Linked DNA regions of Homo sapiens: region 2 is linked to region 1. A link is a loop called in an ENCODE intact Hi-C map of the cell type or tissue named here. Cell type or tissue: IMR-90. All regions are shown on one strand.

Region 1 (8,000 bases):
TTTTCCTTTTTTTCTTCATTGTTAATTTTGCTAGGGATTTTTCACGTAATCTTTAAAAATACTCAAATTTGGCTTTATTGGTTTTTCTCAGTCTTTACTTTCTACTTTCTGTTTAATCGATTACTATTTATTTATCATTTATTTCCTTCTACATTCCTTCATTTTGATTTGCTAAGGCTTTGTTTGTTCCGCCTTCTTATACTAAAAGCTTAATTATTGATTTTCTGCCTTTTCTAATATACCGTATGTAGTTAAGAGCGTGCACTAGCTGCTCCTATAACTTATGGCATTTTATGTTTTCATCATTTATTTCAAAATATTTACTACTTTTTGTTTTGATTTTCTCTTTGATCTGTAGATTATTTAGGACACTTTTGAAAGTACTGAAATACTGAATTATATTGGATGCTAGGAAAGCAGGAGTAAGCTGGGACTGACCAGGGCAAATGAGTACTTATATTCATTATAATTTTAGTGGATTTTAAAGTATAAATGGAAAACTGGGGTATTTAAATTAAAACTTAAAAAGCCATTGTATAGTCATGTGTTAGAATGTGCAGTGTAATAGGGTAAATGTGTCCAAGGGTTTTAGTTCAAGGAGATTTGTCAAGTAAATCTGTCTACAAGAAAAAATAAAGGCAAACAAAGTGTTTTTAATGGTCAACACAAAAACATTAAAATTTTTAGCAAAAAAAGAAAAGAAATTTCAGAGACTGGCCCAACATTTGTATGTCATTCAGTCTGGGACTTTTCTCCATATTTGCATGTAGCCAACATGAGGAATTAAATAACGGCTGACTGGTGTTCCTTTCACGTGTCAACCAGAGTCTCATAGACATAAAGCTACTGTGTTAAAGCATGTGTGATGTTCTAATTATCGTGGACATTTCTGCTGAGATGTGATCAATTTCCCTTCGGTTTGAATAATTATGGAAGCCTGGGAGTAGGCCAAATATTTAAAACTATTTCATATGAAAAAATCACATCTACTGATTTTGCCCGAAGGGTCCCACAGGCTCCTGAAGCTCCTCTCTAAAGAAATAAATAAATCCTGGACCAATGGGTAGTGTTAGAGTGAAATTTATTATTTTGACTACTGTTTCTTAGTTTAAGAGTCTGGATATGAAGTATGTTTTGATGAATTTCTTGCAGGATAAAATGAAAGTTGGATATCCTAGCAAACATTATTTTCATTAACTCAGAACCAAATTGGATCCATTTATTACATAATTTAAAAAATTACTAATGGCTCTTGTTCTATATAATTATTCTACCTCTTTTTGAATTCTGTTTTCGTAGGAAACTTTATTATTACTTTCAAATGTGATAGCATTCATTACATTCTCAACCTTGAATTATAATCTCTTCCACATCTATGTTCAAATTTAGTTTCTCATTTGTAGTACTATATCTTTGAATTTTCTCTCAGTTCGGATTTTTTCTCTCTGACTTTGAAGGACTTTAAAAATATCTATTTCGGTGATATTTTCATACAACAAGGTCTTTGATGTATGCATTAATTATTTTCATTTCTTTTTCTTTTTCTTTTTTTTTTGAGACAGTCTTACTCTGTTGCCCAGGCTGGAGTGCAGTGGCATGATCTTGGCTCACTGTAACCTCCACCTCCCAGGTTCAAGTAATTCTCATGCTTCAGCCTTCCAAGTAGCTGGGGTTACAAGCATGTGTTACCATGCCCAGCTATTTATTTATTTATTTATTTATTTATTTATTTATTTATTTGTAGAGATGGGGTTTCACTGTTTTGGCCAGGCTGGGCTCAAACTCCTGGCCTCAAGTGATCCACCTGCCTCGGCCTCCCAAAGTGCTGGGATTACAGGCATGAGCCACCATGCTCGGCCATTATTTTCATTTCTAAAACCCCTAATTTCTGTCTTTTTCTAAATGTATTTCTTCTTCCTGCTTCTGAGTGTCTTATTCTATTCTGTGTTGCTGTAACAGAATACCTGAGACTGGGTAATGTATAATGAACAGAAATATATTGGCTCACAATTCAGGAAACTGGGAAGTCCAAGATTGAGGGGCTGGTATCCAGCGAGGGTGTCCTTGCTGTGTTATCACATAGTGGAGTGGCCCAAGAGAGAGCAAGAGAGAACAAGAGTCAACTCTCAGCCTCAATCTCATTTATAATTTTCATTAATCCATTCATGAGGGTGGAGCCCTCAGACCTAAACACCTCCCATTTAGCCTCACCTCTCAACACTATTGCACTGGGAATTAAATTTTCAACACATGCTTTTTGGGGGACACATTCAGACTGTAGCACTTAGGTATGTTTTTTCAGTGTAGCAATTGTTAAAGCAGTAATTAAAATGCAGTTACAATAATCTATTGTAATACCCAGATGAACCCTGTCCAGTAGAACCTCCTATGTTGATGGAAATGTTCTGTATCTGCACTGTCCAGTACAATAGTCATTAAACACGTATGGTTATAGAGTACTTAAAATGTGACTGATATGACAGAGGAACTGAATTTTAATCTTATTTAATTTTAGTTATTTTAAGTTATTTATTTAAACAGCTGCATGTGGCTAGTTTGTACTATATTAAATCACACAGCTTTAGATCAAGCTTTGGCAACCTTTTTCTATAAAAGACCAAATAGTAAATATTTTAGGCCTTGTAGTCCATATGGTCTCTGTTACAACTTTTCAACTCGCTGTGAGAGCACAAAAGCAGTCACAGATAACATGTATATGAATGAGCATGACTTTGTCCCAGTAAAACTTTATTGGCTAAAACAGAGTCTGCTGAATTTGACTCATGGGCCCTAGTTTGGCAACCTCTGCTCTAGGTTGAAAAAAAAAAGTGTCTACAGCTTTATGTATTTTTATTTCATTTGCCCTGTGTTCCGAGTCCTTTCAACACCCTCTCTTTGGGGAGTGTGTGTGTGTGTGTTTGTGTGTGTGTGTGTGTGCATATGTGGAACAGATTTTTGGAGGGGAGAGAGGAGTGTCTTTTCCTGAAAGTTTAGGAAGATTAACTCCTTTGGATTGTTCCTCTTCAACTTTTTCTCCACCTTTTCTATTTTTTCTGAATGGGAGAAGGTGGTGGCAGACAGGCATATATTTTATGTTTAAACTCTGTTCTTTTAATTCTATATCTCTTGTTTTACAGAGACATAGAATTTTTTTTCCTCCCTGAATTACCTCTGATTTCTCCAGGGTTGCTTATTCAGACTAATTATTTTCATTATGGACCTTCTTTCTCATGCTCGTGTTTTCCTTAAATGTTGGCTCTTTATTCATGTTGATAAGTGAAGGACCAGTGGAATAATATAGTAACTGGAGTGGGTTTTCTCTTTCTTTGTTTTCCCATCAAATCTTTAGCCTAAATGGAAAAAAAAAGACTGACCAATTTTCTTGTGGGTTGGTAGGACTTAATTTATTGGTGTACTTTGCTTTAATGTGCATAATCAAGGAGCAAGTACACAGACCAGTCGTTCTCTAATAGCCAGATGAGGAGGCCCCTAACCTAGCTCTCCAACCTCCATACTTGGAGACCAAATTCTTCTCAGGCAGATTACACTTTATTTATTTATTTATTTATTTATTTATTTATTTATTTATTTAAGAAGTTAGCCTCCAGAACTGCTGATTTTAGCTCAGAACCCCTTTGGAGTCACAGGAAGAAGCGTCTCATCTTCCTGAAGCATTCTCATGTTTGTGCTTGGCTAGGGGTGGGCATACATTTTCTGGGACCAGATGGTAAATATTTTAGGTTTTGCGGGTAATATGACCTCTTAACTCTTCCATGGGAAAGTAGCCAGAAATAACATTAACAAATGAGTATGGCTGTGTTTTAATAACACTTTGTGGACACTGAAATTTGAATTTCATGTAGTTTTCACATGTTATAAAAAATATGCTGCTGCTTTAGTCTTTCAGCCCTTTAAAAAATGCAAAAGCATGTGATGGGCTGGGAGATTTACCCTGTGAACTATAATTTGCTAACCATATCTGGACTGTCATTCGCTCCATCCAAACCTATCACTATGATTTTATATGCCTGGTCTTCCAGAAATTCTTCAAAATCTCTAGTGTGCCTTTCACTCCTTTTCTCAGCATTTATTTCTATTTATTTTTTAAAACGTACTGTCGTTTCAGTGTAGTGTTTTTTGTTTTGTTTTGTTTTGTTTTGTTTTTTGATACGGAGTCTCACTCTGTCGCCCAGGCTGGAGTGCAATGACGTGATCTCAGCTCACTGCAAGCTCCGCGTCCCGGGTTCACGCCATTTTCCTGCCTCAGCCTCTTGAGTAGCTGGGACTACAGGTGCCCGCCACCACGCCCAGCTAATTTTTTTGTATTTTTAGTAGAGACCGGGTTTCACCATTTTAGCCAGGATGGTCTTGATCTCCTGACCTCGTGATCCGTGCACCTTGGCCTTCCAAAGTGCTGGGATTACAGTGTAAGCCACCTCGCCCGGCCCTCCGTGTAGTTTTTGAAGAGAGTAGCAGTAAATTTATCTGCAGTTTTGAACCAGAATCCCATTTAGGCATGATATTTGAATCAAAAGACACATGGTAAAACTGAAATGTAAAGTATCTTCTTTAGTATCTTCTTCAGTATCTCCACTCCTCTCTCCATGGATGTATTGGTGATTAATTATATTAAGTAATGTTTTTGTTGAATGCCTATTGTAGTCCCTGTAATGTTGTGAATGCTTTATATATTATTTAATCCTCACACATTTTATAGATGAGTGTGTTCAGAAGTTAATGGAGTCACATAAAGGATAAGTAACTTGTTCTATCTAGGTCAGAAAGCTCGTAAGTGGAAGATCTAGGATTCACAATAGAGCTAGCCTGTCTGACTACAGAATTCATACTCTTATCCACTATTTTCCACTTCAGTCCAAATACAGGCTTAGTTTCCTCCTCAGGGTAGCTTTTTATGTAGCCAGTTTATGGATATTAGCATAAAACATGAAGCATATTTGCTCTGCTAAAATAGGTATATATTCAGAGTGATTAATATGGTGAGAAAAAGTGATGGGAAAGCAATTGAGGTAGTAACTGGAATATAGGTAGCTGGGAGGTGAAAGATTTTGAGTTTCATAAGACTTGTTTTAATCCTGTCAAAAAAAAATTAGACCTCTTTGTTTCTCCAGGGCATAGAAATTTCAGTTTCAACCCAGATTAAAGAACTTTATAACAGTGTTGTCCAGTGGTGAAACAGAATCCTTTGTAATTTAAAAATATTTCCTTCTTAAAACCTTTAGAATTTTAATTTTATAGTTCTGCTTATTATATTTTTTATTTCCCAAAGTGAAAGGTTCAAAGAATAACATTAAAGGTCATTTGGTATTACAATTTTTCCATTAGTCAAAATTAAAGATTTGAAAATAATTTTATAGTCCATTTGGTATTCTAAGGTTGGATTTTTTAAGAATATAAAGCAAATTATGTTTTTTCTATTAACATTTCCTAAATCAACTCACATGAAAATTAATAGATTATCATCATACATGACGATCGTTTTTCTCTCACTGAGCATTGGAATATGTTCACTTTACTACTTATCAGTAGCCCAGTTTTGATTTTCTAACTGAAGTATTTGTGTCTGCCCTCTGAACTGGCTCAAGGTTTTGAGCCCTTTAAAAAAATTTGTGTATGTGTGATAAAAATATACGTAACATAAAATTCACTACTTTCATCATTTTTAAGTATAAGTGAAGTCACATTAAGAGTACTTACAATGTTGTGTAATCATTGCCACTATTTCTAAAACTTTTTCATCATTCAAGAAGAAATATTGTACCCCGCCGGGTGCAGTGGCTCACGCCTGTAATCCCAACACTTTGGCAGGCGGATCACGAGGTCAAGAGATCGAGACCATACTGGCTAACATGCTGAAACCCCGTCTCTACTAAAAATAGAAAAATTAGCTGGGCGTGGTAGCGCGTGCCTCTAGTCCCAGCTACTTGGGAGGCTGAGGCAGGAGAATTGCTTGAACCCAGGAGGCGGAGGTTGCGGTGAGCGGAGATCGCACCACTGCACTCCAGTCTGGCGACAGAGCGAGACTCCCATCTCAAAAAAAAAAAAAAAAAAAGAAAAGAAATATTGTACCCAAGAAGCAGTAACTTGTTATTCTCTCTTGTTTCAACCACTAATAACCTGTATTCTACTCTCAGTGAATTTGCCAACTTATTATAAGCACCTCATATAAGTGGAATCATACTATATTCTTGTTAATATTTGCATAATATTTTTCACTTAGCATAATGTTTTTCAAAGTTCATGTATTTTGTATCATATATTAAAACTTCATTTTTTTATGGCTGAATAATCTATTGCAGATGCTCTTTGACTTATGATGGAGTTATGTCCTGATAAACCCAATTTAAGTTGAAAATACCATAAGTTGAAAATGTATTTAATACCCTGATAAACCCATTATAAGGTTGAAAATCATAAGTGAAACCATTGCTAAGTCAGGGACCATCTGTGTGTGTATATATATATAATATGTAATACATATATGTAACATGTGCAATCTTATATAAGATTATAGTATATGATATAAGATTATCATATATAATAGATGATATATATGATATACGTAATAGATGATATATCATTGTATATAATATATAAGATTGTATTATATATGATATAAGATCATATATATCAGATATATATAAGATTATATAATATACTCTTAGATATATAAAATTATAGATTATATAATGTATAATATATGTTATATATAGGATTATCTATTATAATATATGATTATCCTATATCAGATTACATATGTAAATTATAACATATTAACATCATTTAGCATTAGGATGTACCCTAAAATTTAAAGTATAATAATAATAAAATTTTAAAAAGTTATAACATATATATAAGATAACATATTTATAATATACACACACACACACACACACATATATCACAGTTTGTTTATCCATTCATCTGTTGATAGACTCTTGGGTTGTTTCTACCTTTGGCTATTGTAAATAGTGCTACAGTGAACATTGGCATAGAAGTATCTGTTTGAATCTCTGTTTTCATTTCCTTTGGGTATATACCATACAATGGAATTGCTGGATTATATGAAAATTCTATGATTAACTTTTTAAGGTATCACCAAACTGTTTTCCACATTGGCTGTACCATTTTGCATTCCCACCAGGAGTGCGGAAGGGTTACAATTTCACCACATCCTTAGCAACATTTGTTATTTTCTGTTTTTTTGATAATAGTCATCCTAATGCATATGATGTGATATCTTATTGTGGTTTTGATATGCATTTCCCTAATGACTAGGGATGTTTAACATCTTTTCATGTGCTTATTGGCCATTTGTATACCTTGTCTGGAGAGATGTCTTTTGAAAACCTTTGCCGGTTTTGAATTGAGTAATGGCTTTGTTTTTTTTTTTTTTGCGGGTTTTTGAGTTATAGGAGTTCTTTATATATTCTGGACCGTGACCCTTAATTAGATGTATGATATGCAAATACTTTCTCCTTGTGATAGTATTTTTTGTTGCTCAAAAGTTTTTAATTTGAGAAAGTCTAGTTTATATATTTTTATTTCTTTTGTGACCTTTGTTTTTGTTGCCATATTCAATGAATCATGGCCAATCAAGAGTTGTGTAGTTTTAGCTCTTCCATTTAGGTTTTTGATCTATTTTGAGTTAATTTTATATGGTGTAAGACAAAAGTCCAACTTCATTCTTTTTTATGTTGATATCTAGTTTTCTCAATACCATGTGTTGAAAAGACTGCCTTTTCCCCATTGAATGGTCTTGGCACCCTTGTCAAAAATCATTTGACCATTTATGTCAATGCTATTTCTGTGCTCTTTATTCTATTCCATTGGTCTATAGATCTGTCATTATGCCAGTACCACGTTTTTGCTTACTATAACTTTGTACTAAATTTTGACTCAGGGCTTAAAATAATAATATCAACATTTGAAATCAGCGTGTAAGTCCTTTCGCCATGAGTGTAAGTTTCCCGAGGCCTTCC
Region 2 (8,000 bases), 300 kb before region 1:
AACACTGCAGAGACCTTGAAGGTTCAGTGTGGGATCTGTAGAACCCATGGTTTGCGGTGACACTCAGAGGGGATCTTTGGGAGATTTATAGAGCCGGTTCTTAGCGCTTTGTGGGTTCAGAGGCTGGCTGCAGTGTTTATGAAGAGGGGCAGTGGGCTGGGGACACTGCTGGGGTTATGGCTGTAGTGAGGTCCATGTGTACTTGTTCCTTGGCATGTGTCTGACTCTGTGTTGCTGCTGCAGTACAGTGGGCAGGGGCACGGTTGCTTGGACTGGGCTGCCCGATGTCTGGCATGGCTGGTGGTCCTGTTGTCCTTTATTTGATCGATAGCAGGGAACTGACCGCCGAGGTTGGCACAGGTTGGCAGGGGGATGAGGATGCATTGTGGTTGTCTCCTCCTCCTCTCCTTCTTCCTCTTCCCCTTCCTCCTCTCCTTTCTGTTCTTGTTCTCCCTCATCTTCCTCTTCCTTCTTCTCCCTCTTCTTCCTCTTCACTCTGCTCTCTTCTCTTCTTTTCCCCTTTCCTCTCCTCTCCCTTTCCTCAGGTCACAGCGGAGTGAATCAGCTCGGTGGTGTCTTTGTCAACGGGCGGCCACTGCCGGACTCCACCCGGCAGAAGATTGTAGAGCTAGCTCACAGCGGGGCCCGGCCGTGCGACATTTCCCGAATTCTGCAGGTGATCCTCCCGGCGCCGCCCCACTCGCCGCCCCCGCGGCCCTCCACTCTCAACGCCCTCTCTTCATTTCTTACTGTAAACGATGCTAATTATGGACCCCCCCACCCTCACCCACCCCAGTCCCCAGTCCCCCCACCCACTCCCCTGCCTTCCCACTTTCCCCTCTCCTTCCACCATCCTTCCCTATCTCTTTCAACCTGGGTCAGTTACATAAGATAACTCATCTGCTTCAGAAAAATATTGTGTGCGGATTTTTTTAAAAAAATCTTTCTCTTTTTATTTGGTAAAGACATTCATTGTGGGAACAGTTTATGAACCGTAATAAGCTGAGTTATATAAACCGGCATAATTTCATTCTGCTCTCCCCAGCCCATGCTTACCTCAGCTTTTGAGGTATTTGTTTATTCTTCATGTTTATGAATAATATATATTGATTTTAAAAGGCAAATGCTATTTACTCCTCCCTAACTCACATTTACTCAATTGAGTATTTTTTAAAGAAGAAGAAGTAAAAAAATCAGTTTATTTTTTACCTTTGTTCTTTAAAACATAACGCCACTTTAAGCAAGGTCAGCACAAAAATAAATTTATCTACTTCGTTTTGATGCATCTTCAGGCAGTGTTTAAGAAAAGTTTTTTTTTTAAAAAAAGCTTTTAAATTCGTTTTTTAGTTCAAATTGTTTGAAAGTATCATCATATTTGTAGTTTTTAGGGCTACAAATGTAATTTTAAGAAAAAAAGCTCTCTACAGTAAGTTCTCATACCATTGAAGGTATATTTTTGTGTTATAGACCCATGCAGATGCAAAAGTCCAAGTGCTGGACAATCAAAACGTAAGCTTGTCATTGTTTAATGCATACTTAAACAATTTTATTTTTGTCTTGAAATTATTAATAATGTGGTTTTCTGTCCACTTCCCCTATGCAGGTGTCCAACGGATGTGTGAGTAAAATTCTGGGCAGGTATTACGAGACTGGCTCCATCAGACCCAGGGCAATCGGTGGTAGTAAACCGAGAGTAGCGACTCCAGAAGTTGTAAGCAAAATAGCCCAGTATAAGCGGGAGTGCCCGTCCATCTTTGCTTGGGAAATCCGAGACAGATTACTGTCCGAGGGGGTCTGTACCAACGATAACATACCAAGCGTAAGTTCATTGAGAACATCTGCCCTCCCTGCCCTAAGCCCAATGCTCTCTCCTCTTTACCTCCTCCCACCCTCTCTCTCCACTGTCTCTTAGTCTGTGTCCTCTCCCTGCTCCACATTTGTCTCCTTTGTACCTGGGGGAACAGAGAGGAATGCCCTGACTTTTCTTTGACTGTCTGGAAAATGGGAGTCAAGTGTGGGGAGTCATTCACTTCATTTGCATGCTGCAAAACAGAGGGCGGAGGCACCAGGGAAAGGCACTTGAATGAAGAAGGAAAATGAGAACCAGATTGTAACTTCGTCCTAATCCACCTGCCAGAACTTTCCTTCAGGTGTCACACATCCATTTCCATCCTAATATTAAACAATATAATGAAAGAAAGCTTTACAACAAGTCTAAATAGTTTTTATTTTCGGGCAGTCTTTTAACAAAGCAAAGCAACCGTGTGAGTTAGGTCACCAGAGACACCAAGCAATGGTGAAGGACCCCCTCCGCCCAATTCTCTATCCAACTAAATTTCCATGCCCAAAGTGATAGCTATCATTTTTTCCACGGTGTATCTGCAAATCCACCCACTGTCCCGGGGTGGCTGGGAGCTTTTTAACGGGTTGAGAGTTGCTTTTTAAGGTTGTGGGTGAGCTGAGATGGGTGACTGTGTCTTCAGGAGACACTACCATTTGGTTTGATTTTGGTTTGATTTGCAGGTGTCATCAATAAACAGAGTTCTTCGCAACCTGGCTAGCGAAAAGCAACAGATGGGCGCAGACGGCATGTATGATAAACTAAGGATGTTGAACGGGCAGACCGGAAGCTGGGGCACCCGCCCTGGTTGGTATCCGGGGACTTCGGTGCCAGGGCAACCTACGCAAGGTAAAACCCAAGCAGCCATCCACGCAGCTCTCCATATGTGCATCCCTTTGCCTGTCCCCTACTCTCCCAACCATTTCCTCTCAGGGCTTCCATGCTTGGGGAATGTCATGGGTGAGACTGCATTTGAAGGCCTGGGACACATCGACCACATTGTATGTAGGTGGTGTTTGTTGAACCATTTTGTTGGCCTGGGAATGTGAGGGTTGTGTATGTCAGGAGCGGTATGAAGGTGGCTGGTGGGTGCGTGTGTGTGTTTGTGGGCAGCACTGTGTGCATAAGAACGAGCTGCGTGGTGCACTATTCAAATTTGACATTAGAATGCAGGGAGAGCCCCCTTGTAGAAGTGTGACAAGATAACGCACTGACAGACTGCGAGGTTAACATAATTGTATCCTGTTGCTTTTTGCTGTAATTGACAAATTATGTGACTATGAGTAGGGTGCACATGAAAAGGTGAGCAGGGAGATGCAGGGCGAGTCGGGGATGGGGCATTGGAAGTGGTGGTCTCCCAACTAAAACCACCCCACTATCCTTGCCCCTCCCCCGTTCGCCCCTCTGGGTCCCACTTTCTCACTCTCTGTGGGTGGCGACTATGTGGAAGTGGTGAGGTGAAGATACTGTGAGCAGGACGGCGGGATGCCGGGAGCCGCTCTGGTCTGGGAGGAGAGATGGGACCTGAAACACCCCAGGTTCTGTGAGAAGGGCTGGAGGAAGAAGAGCGGGGGATGGGGGGGGTGGGGCGGAGGGGAGGGTCAGTTGGCTCCCCTCCGCTCCCCTCCACACCCCGAGGTAGCTTGGTCAAGAATAGGAAACAGTTTACTCCGAAGATTAATCGGTATTTGTTGTCCTCGTGACAAGGAGATAATATGCGGGATAATGGGACGTGGCGTCTCACTCCCAGGAGCACAACGGAGCCGAGGGGCTCGGGGCCAGGGGCGGCGCGCGGGACTGCGAGGAGGCTGCCGGCGCATCCGTGAGCTCTCGGACCGGCTCCGGATGCCCGGCGCCTCCATGGAGTCGGGCGAGGGAAGGGAAAATCGGTAACAGTATGCGAAATATCTGGTACAAAGGATGCTTCTGTCACTCGCAAGAATTTGTTATGGGAACAATCCTGTCGCTCTGTAATTGCTCATTAGAGAACGTTTTGTTTCTCATTAAGGCGACATGAATAAGCGTCTAGTTGAAGGAGACAGCTGTAGAAATGTTCCACAAGAGACCTCTGGACACGATTCGGCACCAATTGCCAATTAGACATGTCAGTTTTAAGAGCAGAAAACAATATAGGACGGACACTGGGAAGATAGGGAGCAAAGCGCTCGCTTCTTGTTTCCCAGCGCGGCCGCTCGGCCGGCGGAGGCCTCCTGACGCGCGGGGCCCGGGCTCCCCTGGGCGACCCCGCCCGCACGGGCCCCGAACCCGCCGCCTCCGCGAGCTCAGAGGGCCCCCAGGCCCGCTCCCGCCTCTGGTGAGACTAGCGATTGACCCCACCGAGTGTAGGCAACCCCATCCCTGCCTGACTTTTGAAACCGTAGGATTCCCACTTGTAGACACTGGACACACCCAAGTGACACCCGAACTTCGCACTCACGAGCGTCCACCCCTCCGCCCCCAGCAATCTGAGGTCCTGGTGATCCCTCCCCTGACAAGAGTCTGGCCCACTTAGTCCGAGAAGTCTTGGGGAGGGACTCAGGGCACGGTGGCCTAGGCCTGGGAGGGCTGAGCCCAGAGCCTCCACTCCGGGCTCTCCCCGGTGCGTGGGCTCCCATGAGCTTGGGGCGCAGGATACACCCCCCTTCCGCTTCTTGGAGTTGGGCAGAAGCCGAGGACAGCAGCTTCCACCAGAGGTGGCGCCCGATTCGGGCGGATTTTCGTCGCCGGCAGTCTGAGGGCGGGAAGTGAGAGTCAAATCAGCTAGGGTCCGCCTGTGATGGTTGGGGCCGGAGGTGGAGCTAGTCCAGGGGCTTTTCACTTTAACGCGCCTAGTTGCTAGAAAATTCTGGGTCAACTGGCAATCACCACCCCCCCACCCGCAAGTGAGGTTTTTGGGGGGTGATTGTCACCTCAGGCACAGGACCGTCGCCCCTAGTTGCGTGGGGAGGACACGTGGGCCAAACGAAGCACAGAGTTGCCGGCGTGGGGGTAGCGGGCACCGGTGGTGAGCTTCGCTTCACGTTCCCGGGGAATCCTCAGACTTTTTGGTGCTAAGAGGGTCCCCCTCCCTCCCTAGCCCCCTTTCCCAGCCCAGGAAGCCTTTCTTGGGTTTTAAAGAGTCCATACTCCAAAAGCATAAGGCGGGGGTTAGGTCTCAGAGGGAGACAAATATGGTTTCCATCTGATCAACGCCATGCGGCGGTGAATAAAATCGCGACGACGTGGGCTGACAACAACAAGAGACAACTCTATCCAGCCCCAATTCTCCGGCGATTTGGTGGTTTTAGGGATCACGGAGACACTTTTTCTTATCTCCTCCCCTCACCCCACCCCCACCCCCCATAATACCCAAGCCCTCTATAGGATTTAGTCAGCCTCTCTTTCAACAGATGCTACAATGTTTTGATCCGCGCTCCAGAGCTGAAAAGGTGCCGCAACCGGGTTGCTATCTTTTCTTGCTTGTTTTCCGCCTCACTGATTAAGACACTAAGAAACTAAGGAATGATTTTATTTCCCAGCAACTCTCTCTCTGTCTCTCTCTCTCTCTCTCTCTCTCACCTCCTTCCAGGAAACAAATCCTATTCCCATCGTCAGATGGTCCTGGGGCTGGGATAATGGGAGGCGCTTTCACTCGCTTTCTCACGGATTAGGCTGGAAGGTGAACGGCACCCACTGAAGGCCCCTGCTTTGCGCGGCTCCGAGGGGGCGCCTTTTGAAGAAGATATCTTAATTGTCCACCACTTAGGTTTATCGTGGGGGTGGGGGAGTCGAGATCCAACTTCTAGTTTTATTTTGTTAAAAGCTTTAAGAGTGGAAGGCAAATCCACTAAAGTGGGGGGAAATGTACCCATTTTATGTAAGAGCAGCCGCTAGGTCACCGCCTGGCTGCAAACAGTTGCCACTTCTAAAGTAATGAACTGTCTCCGTGCCGCTCTCCCCGCGGGGTAGAGAAGGGATCCTGCAGCGACAGGTTTCTTTTTGCTGTGGAATTCCAATCCCCGCTTCCCATCTTTTTTTTTTTTTTTTTTTTTTCCAGATTTAAAATTGAGCTCTACTGTCCCTGCTGACTTTTCTCTCTTAAGTGTCAGTTCTGGAGGCAGCACAGGGCCTGGCGGCGATCGCGTGCTGCCTGTGTAAACCCGTGTGTATGTTTGTGTGAGACAGAACATGGATAAGAATGTGAATCTCCATGTTTTAAAATTAAGAAAATGTCAAAGAGGCAAATGAGAGCAGAGCATGCTATCGGCGGGGTTCTTCGGAGGCAGATTCGGGCAACTTTGTTTAATTGGCGAGATCGAATGTGCCAGAAAAGGGACCGAGATGGGGCCCCTAGGAAGGCATGGGCATGAGTGGCCATGGGGAGATGGGCATTGTGTTCTCCTCAGTGTCCCCCACCCCATACCAGATGTGCACAGATTTTTGTCTGTTTTCCAAAAGCAATAACCCTCCGGCCTTTCTAGTTGGCCAAAAGGAGCTATTTCCAGTCTTCCTTCTTCACCAAACCCGAAAATAAAGCGAGGGGTGGGGGTGGTCGCTTCATTTCTTCCCTTGAAAAACGCTTTGAAAAGTCCCCGGAAACTTGGGGCAGTAAATTAGCACAGACGCTTGTGCCCGCACACGTGAGCGGAGCGCGTCTCCCTCAGCTAAGTAGCCCTCCTCGACCCCCACCTTTCTGATGGAGTGCAAAGACCCAGAGTCCAGATGGGGCTCAGTTACTAATATTCTCTGGCCCTCATCCTCCTTTTCCTCTCTCTCCCACTCTTGTTCGGCCCTCGTGTCTCTTTTTCCTCTCAGCATTCTTTTCTGTCCTTTTTTAAAAATACCTTTCTAGCCTCTATGTTTTTTGAGCCTTCTTTTCCCCTCCATCGCCCTCTTTTTCCCTCCATCGCCCTCTGTCTTTCCCCTAACCCAGGCCCCCCAATCCTTCCCCCTTGCTTCCACCCCCACCGCTGGTTTCCATCCTGCCTCCCCTCCATCTCCTCTATGTAGGAACCCAGCCCTGGTCCCCGTCCACTCTCCCTGCCTCCCCCCATGCTGGGCCCTGGCCCCCCCATCCACCCTCCATCCCCCCAGCCAAGCGCCCTAAATAGCACGGAGGCGCCCGCTCTTCGGACAGTGATTAATGATAGCAGAGCAGAGGGGTTAACACACTTCACTGAAAAGTCTGTTGACTGGGCTTCTTGTAACACAATGTGGCCCGCTGCACGCCTCAAGAGAATCCTTTTGTTGTCCGCGCTCATTGTAGCCTCAAAATTCTGCCCACGAAAGTTTGCCAACGCTCCTGCCCCAGGAGTTTAATAGTTTCCCTTACTCGCGGGGCATTGTGCAGCGCTGAAAAGCAGCCCCTCGCTATTCAAGTGTTGGTGGTCATCTCAATAGATCTCCAAGGGCCCATATGGTGGCCAGTGCCGATGAATCCGCCTGTTTAAATGGGGGAGAAAGTTGGGGTTTTAAAACATTTCAAAGTTCCTGAAAAGATCCCACTAGATCCTGTCACAATTCCCTGAACTCTTTGAAGGCGCAGCCTATTGTCTCCTGGTTATAAATAATATTCCTGGCCAAGTCGATTCCCACCAAGGCGCTCCTAGGGGCCCCTCCACCCCGCCTCTGGCCAAGTTTTGAGGATAGGGAGGTGGGTAGCCCATGCTGGTATCCCTTGGGGGTCATTTCAGGACCCCAGACCCAGGACCCAGCCTGTAGTGGCCCTGGAGGCCCAGTCAGAGTTTAGGCAATCCTGCTTCCCTTCACTGTGGCCTTACAGGCAAGGTGCAAGCCGGGAGCCAGCTAGCCCAAGTGCACATCTTGCCCTCCAGGCAGCAAGGGAAAACCATAAAACTTTCCCCCTGTATAATGATAGAAGTTACATTCAAAGTGGTGGAAATGCCCTAATTAAAAATGTACCACTTAAATGATATGCCAAAGATTCAGCTGCAGCATAGAATATTTAGCTAGTTAGTGAACTCTCTACTATTTCTTTTTTAAAATTACACGTTAAAAATTTAAAAGAAATCTTACTTTTCTCTGGTGCAACACATTACAAAGAATGGACAGTCCTTTTATCTAAATATAAAATTCCATTTTCAGCAATTATAGCCTGTTCTTGGTGATGATATAATTACAGCTGTGCTCGTAATAGGTGTCAAGGCGAAGCGCACTCATA

The links. Hi-C counts contacts between places; a loop is a spot of excess contacts. Peaks named below come from ENCODE experiments on the same cell type or tissue, not always from the same donor. Only the 100,000 strongest peaks of a DNase experiment are listed, where the experiment ranks them.
Region 2: a loop joins it to region 1, with 2.2 times the contacts of the local background. A loop is called at or near these places in 4 of 110 quality-filtered maps.

The regions. Positions count from the first base shown.
Region 1 is chr11:31,495,531-31,503,530 of GRCh38, reverse strand. The region is part of intron 1 of IMMP1L (inner mitochondrial membrane peptidase subunit 1); the gene reads left to right. Among named protein-coding and RNA genes, the nearest start is that of IMMP1L, 10 kb to the left of the region's middle. In IMR-90, no CTCF peak of the experiment used is centred here; a DNase peak (open chromatin) is centred at 3,720.
Region 2 is chr11:31,795,380-31,803,379 of GRCh38, reverse strand. PAX6 (paired box 6) reads left to right here. Exons shown (of 14, transcript NM_001368894.2): 5 at 546-676; 6 at 1,468-1,509; 7 at 1,604-1,819; 8 at 2,524-2,689. Among named protein-coding and RNA genes, the nearest start is that of PAX6, 12 kb to the left of the region's middle. RefSeq lists enhancers at 4,216-4,753, 6,507-8,000. In IMR-90, a CTCF peak has its summit at 4,539; no DNase peak of the experiment used is centred here; H3K27me3 peaks cover 7,130 bases.